Linked DNA regions of Homo sapiens: all the other regions are linked to region 2. The links are chromatin contacts, found by Hi-C or POLR2A ChIA-PET in ENCODE. All regions are on one chromosome and are shown on one strand. Each heading gives the region's core, a stretch centred on a gene start or an enhancer-like site at or near the end of the contact. The rest is flanking DNA. Distances are from core to core; before and after follow the strand shown.

What was found. Hi-C counts contacts between places; a loop is a spot of excess contacts on that map. ChIA-PET counts read pairs that join two places held with the same protein, here RNA polymerase II (POLR2A). Pooled maps may share reads with other maps.
Region 1: a loop to region 2 is called in a map of CD8-positive, alpha-beta T cell, with 20 times the contacts of the local background. The contact joins the promoter of BRSK2 here to the promoter of DEAF1 in region 2. A Hi-C loop is called at or near these places in 3 of 168 maps with a recorded cell type or tissue (CD14-positive monocyte, CD4-positive, alpha-beta memory T cell and CD8-positive, alpha-beta T cell), 3 of 37 single-sample maps with no recorded cell type and 17 of 50 pooled maps. POLR2A ChIA-PET finds 5 or more read pairs at or near these places in 1 of 52 experiments (B cell).
Region 3: a loop to region 2 is called in a pooled map, with 9 times the contacts of the local background. The contact joins the enhancer-like site here to the promoter of DEAF1 in region 2. A Hi-C loop is called at or near these places in 4 of 50 pooled maps. POLR2A ChIA-PET finds 5 or more read pairs at or near these places in 2 of 52 experiments (Panc1 and activated CD8-positive, alpha-beta memory T cell).

The regions. Positions count from the first base shown.
Region 1 is chr11:1,387,670-1,391,604 of GRCh38, forward strand. It overlaps BRSK2 (BR serine/threonine kinase 2), which reads left to right and starts at 2,265. Exons shown (of 20, transcript NM_001256627.2): 1 at 2,265-2,706. The coding sequence starts at 2,616. RefSeq lists a silencer at 1,662-2,031.
Region 2 is chr11:692,661-696,606 of GRCh38, forward strand. DEAF1 (DEAF1 transcription factor) reads right to left here and starts at 2,562. Exons shown (of 12, transcript NM_021008.4): 1 at 2,099-2,562. The coding sequence starts at 2,387. TMEM80 (transmembrane protein 80) reads left to right here and starts at 3,156. Exons shown (of 5, transcript NM_001042463.3): 1 at 3,156-3,186. The coding sequence starts at 3,168. RefSeq lists silencers at 1,934-2,183, 2,204-2,323, 2,334-2,633, 3,134-3,553 and enhancers at 1,999-2,538, 2,539-3,080, 3,081-3,620.
Region 3 is chr11:1,260,824-1,264,432 of GRCh38, forward strand. MUC5B (mucin 5B, oligomeric mucus/gel-forming) reads left to right here. Exons shown (of 49, transcript NM_002458.3): 49 at 566-1,349. The coding sequence ends at 785. Among named protein-coding and RNA genes, the nearest start is that of MIR6744, 6.0 kb to the left of the region's middle. RefSeq lists an enhancer at 1,380-1,885 and a silencer at 1,667-1,816. Within about 2 kb of position 1,913, at least 26 of the 41 ENCODE cell types and tissues checked have a DNase peak (open chromatin) inside an H3K27ac peak, as active enhancers do.

The DNA.
Region 1 (3,935 bases), core at 1,015-3,514, 690 kb after region 2:
GGCGTGCTATGGAGAAGGCGTTGAGTCTGGGGTTTTGTGCAGCACCTTCAAGAGGGGACAGCAGGGCCAAGGGAGGCTGGGAGGGCGATTTGAGGATAGGCACTCAAGAGGCTGAAGGCTGACTAGCCTCTTGCGCCCGGAGGACAGGCAGGGAGCCAGAAGAGAGGCCCCAGACTGAGCCCCAGAGGCCACCAATGGCATAGGCTGCTCAGACACAGACAGGGAAGAAAAGGCCTCAGGGCTGCAGTGAGGGTTGGGAGAGGGATGCAGGCTGGCAAGGAGGTGGGAAGGAAGAAAGCAAGAATTTTGGCCACTGGAGTAGCCGGATGCAAACGGTCAATAGGGCAAAATGCTGCTGAGGATGTCACAAAGGTGCGTCTGACTCTGCTGCAGCCTGGGAGGCCAGGTGACCATGGCAGCAGAGAGAGGGCATCTCAGGTCAAGTGCCCCTGCCCTCTGGCTGTGGCCTGACGCCCTCTCCTGGTCTCCTGCACACCCTCGGCCTCTGTTGGCACCTGGACCAGACCACTCCCAGTCAGCCTCCAGCCAGACCTCACTGCTTGACAGTTTCTCCAGCTGGAGGTCCCAGTCTACATTCAGCTAAAAATGTCTGCTGTCCCCACTCACAGCAGCAGCAGCGGGGGAAAGGGGAGTGCCCTCTGCCTCTGTCCCATGCTCTCAGCCCCCCTCCCCTGCCCCCACTGGTGGGGCCCTGATTGCTCATGCTCAGAGGCCCCAGAATTGGGTAGGGAGGACCCTTAGTCCACAGCATTTGAAGGGAAGCAGGGCGGGCGGGTGCAGGCCGAGAGTGGACAGGTGCTTTGGGGCCCACTCCCCTCCCCAGCTGGAAATACAGACAGCCCAAAGAGCAGGAGGGCGCACTGGGAAGACCCCGCAGTTTCCTGAGCTCATACGGGCTTACCAGCGTGGGGAGCGGACCACGGTCAGCAGCAGTGTGTGGCAGAGCCCGCAGGGGAAACGTTGCCCGCAGACCATACACGGGCAAGATCTGGGACCCCCACTTCTGCAGCGTTCCGGGTCTCCCTCACCTCTCCCCTCCCACCACCTTCTGCAGCACGGGCTTAAGGAAATACCAGTGTTTTTCTGCAAAGAAACAGAGGGTCCGTCCAGGTCTGGCTGCCTCTTCGGCTGCCTGTGTTTAGACCTCCAAAGGCTGCTCCCGGCAACCCCTGCCCAGCTGCTCAACCTGAAAGAGGGGTCGGTAGCAAGGGCCGGGAGGCGCCAGGGCGCTGCGGCCGGATCCCAGGTGAGTTCCTTGACTCCGCGCCGCGCAGGTCACTGTGGCATAACTGGGAAAACCGCCGCTTCTCCCTCGGGAGCGGAGGCGGAGGGCCACGTCCTCCCTGGGGGTGCACAATCTCTGCTTGGACAACGCCCGCGTGCAGTAGCCCCACAGACTCCCATGCAGCCCCCCCGCCACGTGTGCCGCATCCGCGCCCTGCATGCAACACCCGCCCCCTCCAGCGCAGCATGCCCCTCGCTGGCGTGCAGCACCCCCCATGTGTGCAGCACCCCTGCCCCGAATACAGCACCTCTCCCCAGTACAGCACTCCCGCCCCGCATGCAACACTCGCCCCCCTCCAGGGCAGCATCCCCATCCCCCGCGCGTGCAGCACCCCCTCGAGGGGCGGGAAACTCTTTGGGACACCCGGGGTCACGCCCTGCAGGGTAAAACCCCCGTCCAGGGCAGCCATCTGCACCCCCTCGCCATGGGCCCACTGCCTGCTCCGTCCCGGGATGCGCCTTAATGGCGGGTCGGGCGGCAGCGGGAGCTCTGCTGCCTGGTGGGACCGGACGTGGCAGCCGGCGGGCTGGAGGCTCCCAGGTCCCGGCCTCGCCCTGGCCTCGCCTCGCCCCCTAGAGTCTCCCCGAGCGCTCGTAGCGGCGGGGCGGGGTGGGGAGGCGCTGATTGGCCGGCGCGGGCACCGCTTGCCGCCGCCACGGCATCCCGCTGCGTTCGTACAGGCTCGTGTCGACTCGGCTCCGTTGCGCGGCCCGGCTCGGCTCCCCTCAGCTGCGCTCGACTCCGCTGTTCGGCTCGGCTGTTCGGCTTGGCTACAGGGCTCGGCTGTTCGGCTTGGCTACATGGCTCGGCTGCGCGGCTCGGCTCTGTTCGGCTCGGCTCGGCTGCTGGGCTCGGCTGTTCGGCTCAGCTGCGCGGCTCGGCTCGTCTCGGCTCTGTTCGGCTCGGCTCGGCTGCTGGGCTCGGCTGTTCGGCTCAGCTGCACGGCTCGGCTCGGCTCGGCTCGGCTCGGCTGCGCGGCCGCTGACGGGCGTGCGCTGGGGGCGCGGGGCGCGGGGCGCGGGCCTCGGCGGCGGCGGCGGCGGCGGCGGCGGAAGCCAGGTGCCCCCGCCCGCCCTGTCCTCTCGACGAGGCGGAGGCGTCGCCGCGGGCCAGGCCTCGGACTGCCGCGTCGGAGTGGACGCGGGGGGCGGCGGCGCGGGCGGACGCGGGCGGCGCGAAGCAGCGGGGCCCGCGGGGGCGCCCCGGCCGGGTCGGCGCGGACGGCACTCGGCGGACGCGGGCGGACGCTGGGCGGCCCCTCCCTGCCCGCGCGCCCGGGCGCCCCTGGCCGGCGCCGGGCCCCAGAGCGATGACATCGACGGGGAAGGACGGCGGCGCGCAGCACGCGCAGTATGTTGGGCCCTACCGGCTGGAGAAGACGCTGGGCAAGGGGCAGACAGGTGCGTGCGGCCGGGGCGGGGACCGGGGCCGGGGAGGCCGCGCTGGCAGCGCGCTGGGTGGGGGGCGCCCGAGGGAGGCCCCGGCCGCGAAGCCGCAGGCCCGGCCCGGGCCCCGGCCGCGAACAATGGGCGGCCCGTGCGCCCCCGTCCGCTCGTGCGCCCCGGTTCCGCCGCGGATCCCGCAGGCCGCTTGGCTGCGGTCGGCCGGGCGCGGCCCAAGGACACGCGGCGCGGCGCGGGGCGCGCAGGCGGACAGGGGCGCACGGGACGGCGCCCCTCGGGCCCCGCTGCAGGTGCGCGGCCCGGGCCGCATTGTGCGCCCCAGCGACCGGGCCCATTGTGCCGCGGGAGGAGGGGGCCGCGCGGGCGCCCATCTGCCGTCTGCCGCGGCCGCGCTAATAGGCGTGCTGCCCGAGCAGCTGCGCCCCCGGCGGGACTCCCACCTCCGCGCGCCGGCCACCGGGGCCTCCGGGCAGGCCCGATCTCCCTCCGCGGTGGGGGCGGGAGAGTGCGGGGACCTGCAGAGGGCTGGACAGCGCCTTGCGCTGCTCCGGCTCGGGCTCGGGCGGGCGGAGCGTCTGTGACCTGCATTCCCACGGGGCAGGGAGAGGCCATTGGTGCTGGGACCAGAAGTGCGTGGGACCTGACCCGTGGAGCAGCCCCGCGGCCTGCCGGTGGAGGGGGCTTCCCGGTGGGGCCTGGCTGTCATTCTAGGGAACAGGCCGGGTCCCTGCGGGGCCGAACCCAGGCCAGAGGCAACCCAGCTACCCTCGCATGTGGCCAACTCTCCCCGGCCCGCTGGGTTTGGCTAGCCCTTCATCTGGTCAGGCACATTCACAGAGTCGCCTTTGTGGAGGCTGGGGCTCAGCCATTTTCTTTCTTCTCTCAGGACCGGCCTGTCTCTTGGTGTCCCCGAGGTCCCACGGCACTGCCTCTCCCTTCCAATCCGAGAAGTTCCTTAGACCCGGGCGGGCAGGGGTGGAGGGAAGGAGGAGGAGAGCGCTGGTGCAGGGTGGAGGCTCAGCCCCTCACGGCTGCACAGAGGAGGAGCTGGGAGGTGGCGTTGGGGAAAGAAAGTGGGCCAGGCCCAGGCTCTTGGGGGAGGGCCGTGGCTGTGATGTAACTACGGCAGAGCTGCAGGAAGGGGTTTAGACTGAGGGGTTCAGGGGAGCTGCCTCACCTTGGGTGCACAGCCTTCCGCCACCCGCCACGGCACGGAAGGGCCCCTG
Region 2 (3,946 bases), core at 1,312-3,811:
TGACCAACATAGAGAAACCCCATCTCTACTAAAAATACAAAATTAGCCGGGCGTGGTGGCACATGCCTGTAATCCCAGCTACTCGGGAGGCTGAGGCAGGAGAATCACTTGAACCCGGGAGGCGGGAGGTTGCGGTGAGCTGAGATCACACCATTGCACTCCAGCCTGGGCAACAAGAGCGAAACTCCGTCTCAAAAAAAAAAAAAGGCATGTTTGCTGTCTGTCTCCACGACCAGACCACACCAGGTGCACGGTTCCCTCATCCTCGCCTCTCAGCACCACAAGCCCCGGCATGCGGCGCGCGGCCACAGTGAGTGCTCAACGCCAGGCCCATGGCAGCCCTGGGAGCAGCCGCCCAAAGCCTCCTCAGGCGGCAGCGTGTCCTGCTGAGTTACTTAAACCTGGAAACCACTTGACGTCAGCTGTTCGTAATTTTTAAAAAGTATTAAAGTGCTTTTACCACATCAAAACACAACTACCATATTTTTCAGAAGAAAACACACGTCAGCACATTTCTCTGACATCATGATGAACAGCATCATTTTTCTTTTATGCATTCAGAAAAATACGTGCAAAAATGACAAAAACCTGAAATCAACCTCATGGCTCCAAATCCCAACGTCAAACCAGAGTTTAGCGACGGACGCCAACCCCTGAGAGTCACAAAGCCTTCCCTCACTTTTTTTTCTTAACCAACCAAACAAGCAGCAGTGACCCCTTTGCCTTCGAGGGCCACTCAGCTGACCAAGGGCAGCCCAGACGCTGCTGGCCCCCACCCAGCCCCCAGGCCGAACAAGCACCCAGAGCACACGCAATGCCCTGACATACCCAGCACACCAGGACTGGGATCCAGTTCCTCAACCCGCAAAGCTCCGTAGGGGAAAAGTGCCTCACAACGCAACAAGAAGCTCCTCCCAAGGGTCTCAACACTGAGCTGTGAGTCCCTGGGGGACACTCGGGAACTCCAATGGGGAAGAATACAGTGCGTTAGGAAGCCAGTGGGTGGGGAAGTCTATGCCCCACGGACACAAGGGCGGGACACAGGAGGTGGGTGGACGGCACCAGCCCCGTAGGGCATCTGTGAGCTCTGCCACGGGCTCCCAGTGTTTTGGAGCCTGAGAAGGAGACTGACCTGTGTGGCAAGAAACTATAAGCAGCTTATATAAAAATGTGGACTGGAAAGCCACAGCAGCCTCCCCAAAGGAAGCCCGACAGGAAGCGGGGCAGGAGGAGCAGGTCCTTAGGGAAAAAGGCAAGAGGAAGAGGGAGGACTGGGAGGGGAGCCTGCACAGGTGGCTCCGCAGCCCCCCTGGGCCACCACACAGCCACGCTGACCTCTGGCATCATGGCCTCCAGCAGGCTGCCCACCCCTGGCTCCCCAGCGCTCAGGTCATGCCTGAACTGGCCCTCAGGAAGTGGGGGGTTCCTGGTGACCACAGGTGCCCACCCACCCCAGGGCTTCTCCAGGACAGGTGGGGGGAGCCAGGATGGACGAAGGCAGGGCAGGGGCAGAGCTGCACAGGGGGGACCAGTAGGAGGCGGGGCTGCCACAAAGAAAAGGGGGGCAGGGGGCAGGTGTGTGCAGGGCAGGGCCAGGTCAGGTGAGGCTAGGCAGGTCACCAGGGGCAGGTGTGCGGGGCAGGTGTTTGGGGTAGGTGGGGCAGGCTGGTCACCTGGGGCAGGTATGTGGGGCAGGTGTGCGGGGCAGGTAGGGCAGGCCGATCACGTGGGGCAGGTGGGGAAGGCTGGAAACGTCGAGCAGGTGTGCGAGGCAGGTATTTGTGGCAGGTGGGGCAGGCTGGTCACCTGGAGCAGGTACGTGGGGAAAGTGTGAGGGGCGGGTGGGGCAGGTGTGAGAGGCAGATGTGAGGGGTGAGCTAGTCACGTGGGGCAGGTGTGCAGGGCGGGTGGGGCGGGCGGGTCACGTGGAGCAGGTGTGAGGGGCAGGTGTGCAGGGCGGGTGGAGCGGGCTGGTCACGTGGAGCAGGTGTGAGGGACAGGTGTGGCGGGCTGGTCACCTGGGACAGTTGTGCGGGGCAGGCGCGCGGGGTAGGCGCGCGGGAACCGGACGAGGCGAGAGGCCGGCGGGCGCACTTGCCTGCGAAGGCTGCGGCAGCGGCGGCCTCGTCGGGGCCGGGCAGGGCCTCGGCGCCCATGTCCATGTGCCCGGGCTCCGCCGCCATCACCGCCACTGCCGTGACCCGCGGCGTCTCCCGCTCCGCCTCCGAGTCTGCGTCCTCCTCCGAGTCCTCGTCCCTGCTCAGCACCGGCTCCTCCGCCTCGCCTCCTGCCGCGGCCGCGGCCGCCGCCGCCACAGCGGCCGCGGCCGCCACCGCCGCCGCCTCAGCCAGGCCCAGCTGCTTTGCCGCCGAGTCCGAGTCCTCCATCCGGACTCCGCCGAGCCTTCCCGAAGGCGCCGTCCGGGACCGCCCGAAGCGCCGGTCGCGGAGCCCGAAGCGGGGCCCGAAGAGGACGCCCGAGCTGGGCCGAGGCCGCCCGAAGCCGCCGCCCGAATAGGGACCGAAAAGGCAGCCAGCCGCCGAGCAGAGCCGAGCCGAGTCCGCCCGCGGAGCGGAGCCGAGGCGAACAGAGGCTGCCCGAGTAGGAGCCGAACCTGCACGAAGCCGCCGAGCCGAGACCGAGTCCTGAACCGAGGAGGGTCGAAGTTCCCCGAAGTGGGAAGCCGAATCAGTCCGAATAGGTCCGAGTCCTCACGAGGGCTTCCGAGAGACTCGGCCCCTGCTCTCCTCACTGTCCTGACAGGCTGAGGCGGCTGTCGTCCCCGGCCGACAGGGCTGGACGGCTCTAGGCAGATTCTCGCCGGCGGCCGGCGCAATTCTGCCTCTCAGAGAGAGCTTAGTGCCGCGGGTTTCGCCCGTTCCCGCCGCCGGCGGAAGCCGAGTCAGCCCGAGGCCGAGCCGAGACGAGCCGAATGTCCCCGAGGCCGAATGCTCCCGAACGTCGGTTCTCCACCTCTTCCCTTCCGAAAGTGCCCGAGCGGTGCCGGACGGACTAATCGGGCCTCGGCCGTGGCTCGGACGTCCGCTCCCGAAACGCGGCGCGGTCGGGCCCCTTCGTCAGGAGACGCGAAAATGGCCGAAGGAGCGCGAGCGCGCGGGCCGAGAGGCTGCCGGGATCGCGACGGACCGGCGGGCGGGGCGGGTAAGATGGCGGCCCCGCGGCGAGGTGAGCTCGGGCGGGGTGGGGGCTTCCGGGCTTGCAGCGGCGGGCGCGGCGTTTCCCTGTGGTGACAATCCGGTTTCCGCTTTCGGTGCGCTCACGGGGCCGTGCCACCGTCTCTACGTGAGCGAGACAGCTCCGTCACCCCATCGAGAAGCGCGGCCTGGCCTGGCCTGGGTGGCGGGCGTCCTGCACCCCGAAGAGCTCCCCCGCGCGCGGGCGCCTGGCCCCGGGCAGGGTGGGTGCGGAGCGGCTCTGGGGGCCCCAGTCCCCGGCAGCTCTTGTCCCGCGCGTGGTTTTTGTGAAGACACGTGGGCGGGATGGGCGCAGGGTTTCGGTAGCCTTGGAACTCTCGCCAAAGAAAATCGCGGGCGCCGGTGCCTCAGCCGTCCTGCCTGAGAGACTCGCCTCCGAGAGGAGGAAGGGACAGACCAAAGCAGTAAATCGGCCATCCTGCAGAGGAGCCGCCTTCTGCTGTCTGTGGGTACAGCCAGAACTCCCATACGCGGGCGCTGAAGTGCCAAACCTTCGTGCGTGTTCTCTAGTAATTAGGTGCATTGTTTTGAAGGAATAAAGAATGGCTACTCCATAGGCAGGACAGCCTCTAGTAACCAGGTTTGTTTTGTGTATTTTCATTTGGTTAAAAATTAAGTTTAGGTTGGGCGCAGTGGCTCAGGCCTGTAAGCCTGACAGTTTGGGAAGCCGAGGCTGCAGGATCATTTGAGGCCAGCCTGGGCAACATAGCAAGACCCCCTCTATAAAAAAA
Region 3 (3,609 bases), core at 663-3,162, 570 kb after region 2:
GCCTACGCCAGCTCCAGGAAGGAGGGAAGGGGCTCCCCAGCAGGGCTCCCCCTCTCCACGTCCATTGGCAGAAAGCCTGGGGCCGCTCTCCTAGCCAGGCCAGGGCCCGGCTGAGCCGAGCCACATGGCACAGAGCTCCCCGCTGCGAACCCAGGTCCAGGTGTCCCCCTGGGGAGGGTGGGTGGAACCAGAGCCTTCTGTGAAGCCCCCCATGGCTTGCCACTGTGGTTGGCTGTCAGCAGGAGGGGCCAGAAGGGTTGACCCTTAGCTAGAAGAGGCAGGAGGAAGGGTCAAGGGCTGCTTAGGGTCAGCAGGATTGGAGGAGCTGGTTCAGACAGGGGAAGTGCAGGCCACAGAAGACAGAGCCGGGAGCCAAGGGACCCTGGGGGCCCAGAGCTGCCCCATCCTGAGAAGGTGAAGCCTCACGTGCCCACAGAGCAGGCCACTGTGGACAGAAGGGGGCGGCCGTCTGGCCCAGGACCCCAGAGGCCCATGTGTCACCATGGCTGGGCAGAGAAACGGCGGGGCCAAGGTGGCTGATGTGAGGGCCACCCTGCGTCCACAGGTACTCAGCAGAGGCCCAGGCCATGCAGCACCAGTGCACCTGCTGCCAGGAGAGGCGGGTCCACGAGGAGACGGTGCCCTTGCACTGTCCTAACGGCTCAGCCATCCTGCACACCTACACCCACGTGGATGAGTGTGGCTGCACGCCCTTCTGTGTCCCTGCGCCCATGGCTCCCCCACACACCCGTGGCTTCCCGGCCCAGGAGGCCACTGCTGTCTGAGAACGTTCTGCCTCCATCCCCATGCTCTGTCCACCTGGAGCCAGGATGTGCATTGTCTGATCATGAAAACCTTGGGCCTCCTCTGCGGAGCCCCCCGGCCTGTGTGTGGCACCCCGCGCTCCGTGCTCCTGCTGCCCACCCCGTGGGTGAAACCGGCCCCAGAAGGGTGAGGGGCCAGCAGGACCCCTTTCGGGAGGGCGCCACTCAGGAGTCCTACCCTGGGAGAGCCTGTGGCCCACCTTGGCCTTGCCCCTCCCTGATGTCACTGGGACGCCCTGGAACAAACTAAGCATGTGCGGGCCTATGTGTCCCTGCCACGGCCGGAGCGCCCGCGCAGCACGGATTCCAGCTGGCCACGTCCGGCCGCTGGGGCAGACAGGCTGGTCCAGGCAAGGCCAGCTGCTGCCAGGAAGCTGCGACAGGCAAGGCGGCCGCCTGTCCATGCCTGCTGCAGGGTAACTCAGGGCTGAGGTCGCAACGGCCAGGTCAGAGAGGGGTCAGCATCCCAAAGCCCCCTCTGCTCAACCCAGCCCAGTTTTGCAAATAAACCCTGAGCATTGAGTACGTTTCCTGTCCTGACGTCTTTTCTTGCCTACCGTCTTTCCCAGGCTGTCCAGGTCCTCTGTGGGCTGCTTGCCTGGGGCCTGCAGGCTGGAGGACACATCCGGGGGGCAGTCCAGGACCCCCAGCAGCCACTGAAGGACCAGGAAGCCTCTGGGAAGGCCAGGCAGGGTGGGGGACAAGGAGCCGCTTGGTCATCCACATGCCCCTGTGGGCACCCCGAGAGTCAGTCTTGGGCTGTGGGAGCACTGCCCAGGGGACAGGGGGCAGGGGGCCGCCAGGACTCAGAGGTCACCCCGGCTGTTATTTCCAGTGTAGGGGATTGTGTGAGGAAACCAGCTCATGTAGGAAGATGGAGGCAGTCAGTGGGGCAAGCAGGCGACCAGGCCCGGTCAGCGGGGAGGCAGCTGCCCCCCAGGGCAGGTGCACGGAGCCAGGTGCAATGCTCCCAGGCTGGTGCTGGGCCCTGCGGGGCCGCCTTTCACCCTGTTCCACGCGCACCTCTCCGGGAATGCTTTCCTTGGGGCACTTGCTACGCAAGCGACACGTGAGCTTGCTGGCTTCCTGTCCCGCCTCCTGTCCCGCCTCCTGTCCCGCCTCCTGTCGCGCCTCCTGTCCCGCCTCCTGTCCCACCTCCTGTCCCGCCTCCACACGCACGGGCAGGGCTTTCTGCCCTTCCTTTCTATTGCTCTGTCCAGAGCAGAGAGCACCCGGTGCAGACAGCAGGGTATCGGGGAGCCTGTGGGATGGGTGGGGTCAGCAGCTGGGGCTGCAGGTGTGGGCAGGGAAGACAGTGAAGGTGGTGCCAGCCAGGACCTAGGCATAGCAGGATGCAGGGAGCTTTGGACACAAAATGACCTCCTACTGGGCAGGGGGTGGCTACAGGCAGACCGTGGCCTGGGGAGACAAAAGCAATGCTCGTGCCTGGCTGCAGAAGCCTGTGGTGTGGGTGCAGAGCGGGGCCTTCCCCACACCGGGGCCTGCCTCTGCCCTGTGCCCTTGGGTGGGTCCTGCCCTGCCCAGGAAGTGATGCCATCACACTGTACATTTACAGAGCTCCCAGCTCCTGGGGGCCCAGCCAGGCCCCTGCCAGCGCTCCAGAGCTCCAGCCTCTCCTGCCCTCCTTGCCGAGGCCCAGCAGGGCCAGCCACCCCAGGACTGGGCTGGAGATAGGCAGGGGCCTGACAAGGTTGCAGGTGGGCTCTGGTGGGCGGTGGGCTAGGTTGGTCACCACTGGGGTGAGCTTCTATAGGTTTACCCTGCGTCTCCGAGGCTGATTGTCTGGAGGTTGCGCCAGGTCACTGCCTGACCTGGGTCTGCATTCCGCCACGTGTAAACAAATGGTTTCCGAAACCTCAGTCATTCCCATGGTGCGATGGTTTCCTTAGACCCATTTATGTCGGTGTATGGGTACAAGCACCCCTCTCAGAGGCCCATGCTGTGCTGTCTCTGTGCCCCAGAACCGTATCATTCAATCCTGACAATACCCTGTGTGGTGTCTGCTATTGTGTCTCCCACTCCACAGATGGGAACACTGAGGCACAAAGCAATGAAAAGGTGTGGTTCTGTCAGGGGGAAAGCTGGGCTCACATCCAGGCAGCCCAAGTCGAGGCCACACTCAAAACCACAGGGCTCTGCAATGCCCCAGAGCAAGTAACTATAAAAATAAACACAGTGGGCCAGGCGCGGTGGCTCATGCCTGTAATCCCAGCATTTTGGGAGGCTGAGACGGGCGGATTACGAGGTCAGGAGATCGAGACCATCCTGGCTAACACGGTGAAACCCCATCTCTACTAAAAATACCAAAAATTAGCCAGGCGTGGTGGCGGGCGCCTGTGGTCCCAGCTACTCAGGAGGCTGAGGCAGGAGAATGGCGTGAACCCGGGAGGCAGAGCTTGCAGTGAGCCGAGATCGCGCCACTGCATTCCAGCTTGGGTGACAGAGTGAGACTCCGTCTCAAAAAAAATAAAAATTAAAATTAAATAAATAAATAAACACAGTGAATACAAACCAATGTTACTTAGACTTTAAAGACGTTTTAAAAGGGATTTCTGGTTTCCAGATGGAAAAGTGGGCCTGTCTTCCCCTACAGACACAGAAACTGTGACAATGATAGAAAGAAACTTTAAAATAGCAGCAATTGAAAACAAGAAACTAAATCATCTGCAAAGCCAGCAGATATCCCGAAAAGGAAACATTTGGGAAGTGCTGAGAGGGGGGCCCAAAACTTTTTGTATGAGGCCATTCTCGCACTGCTACAAAG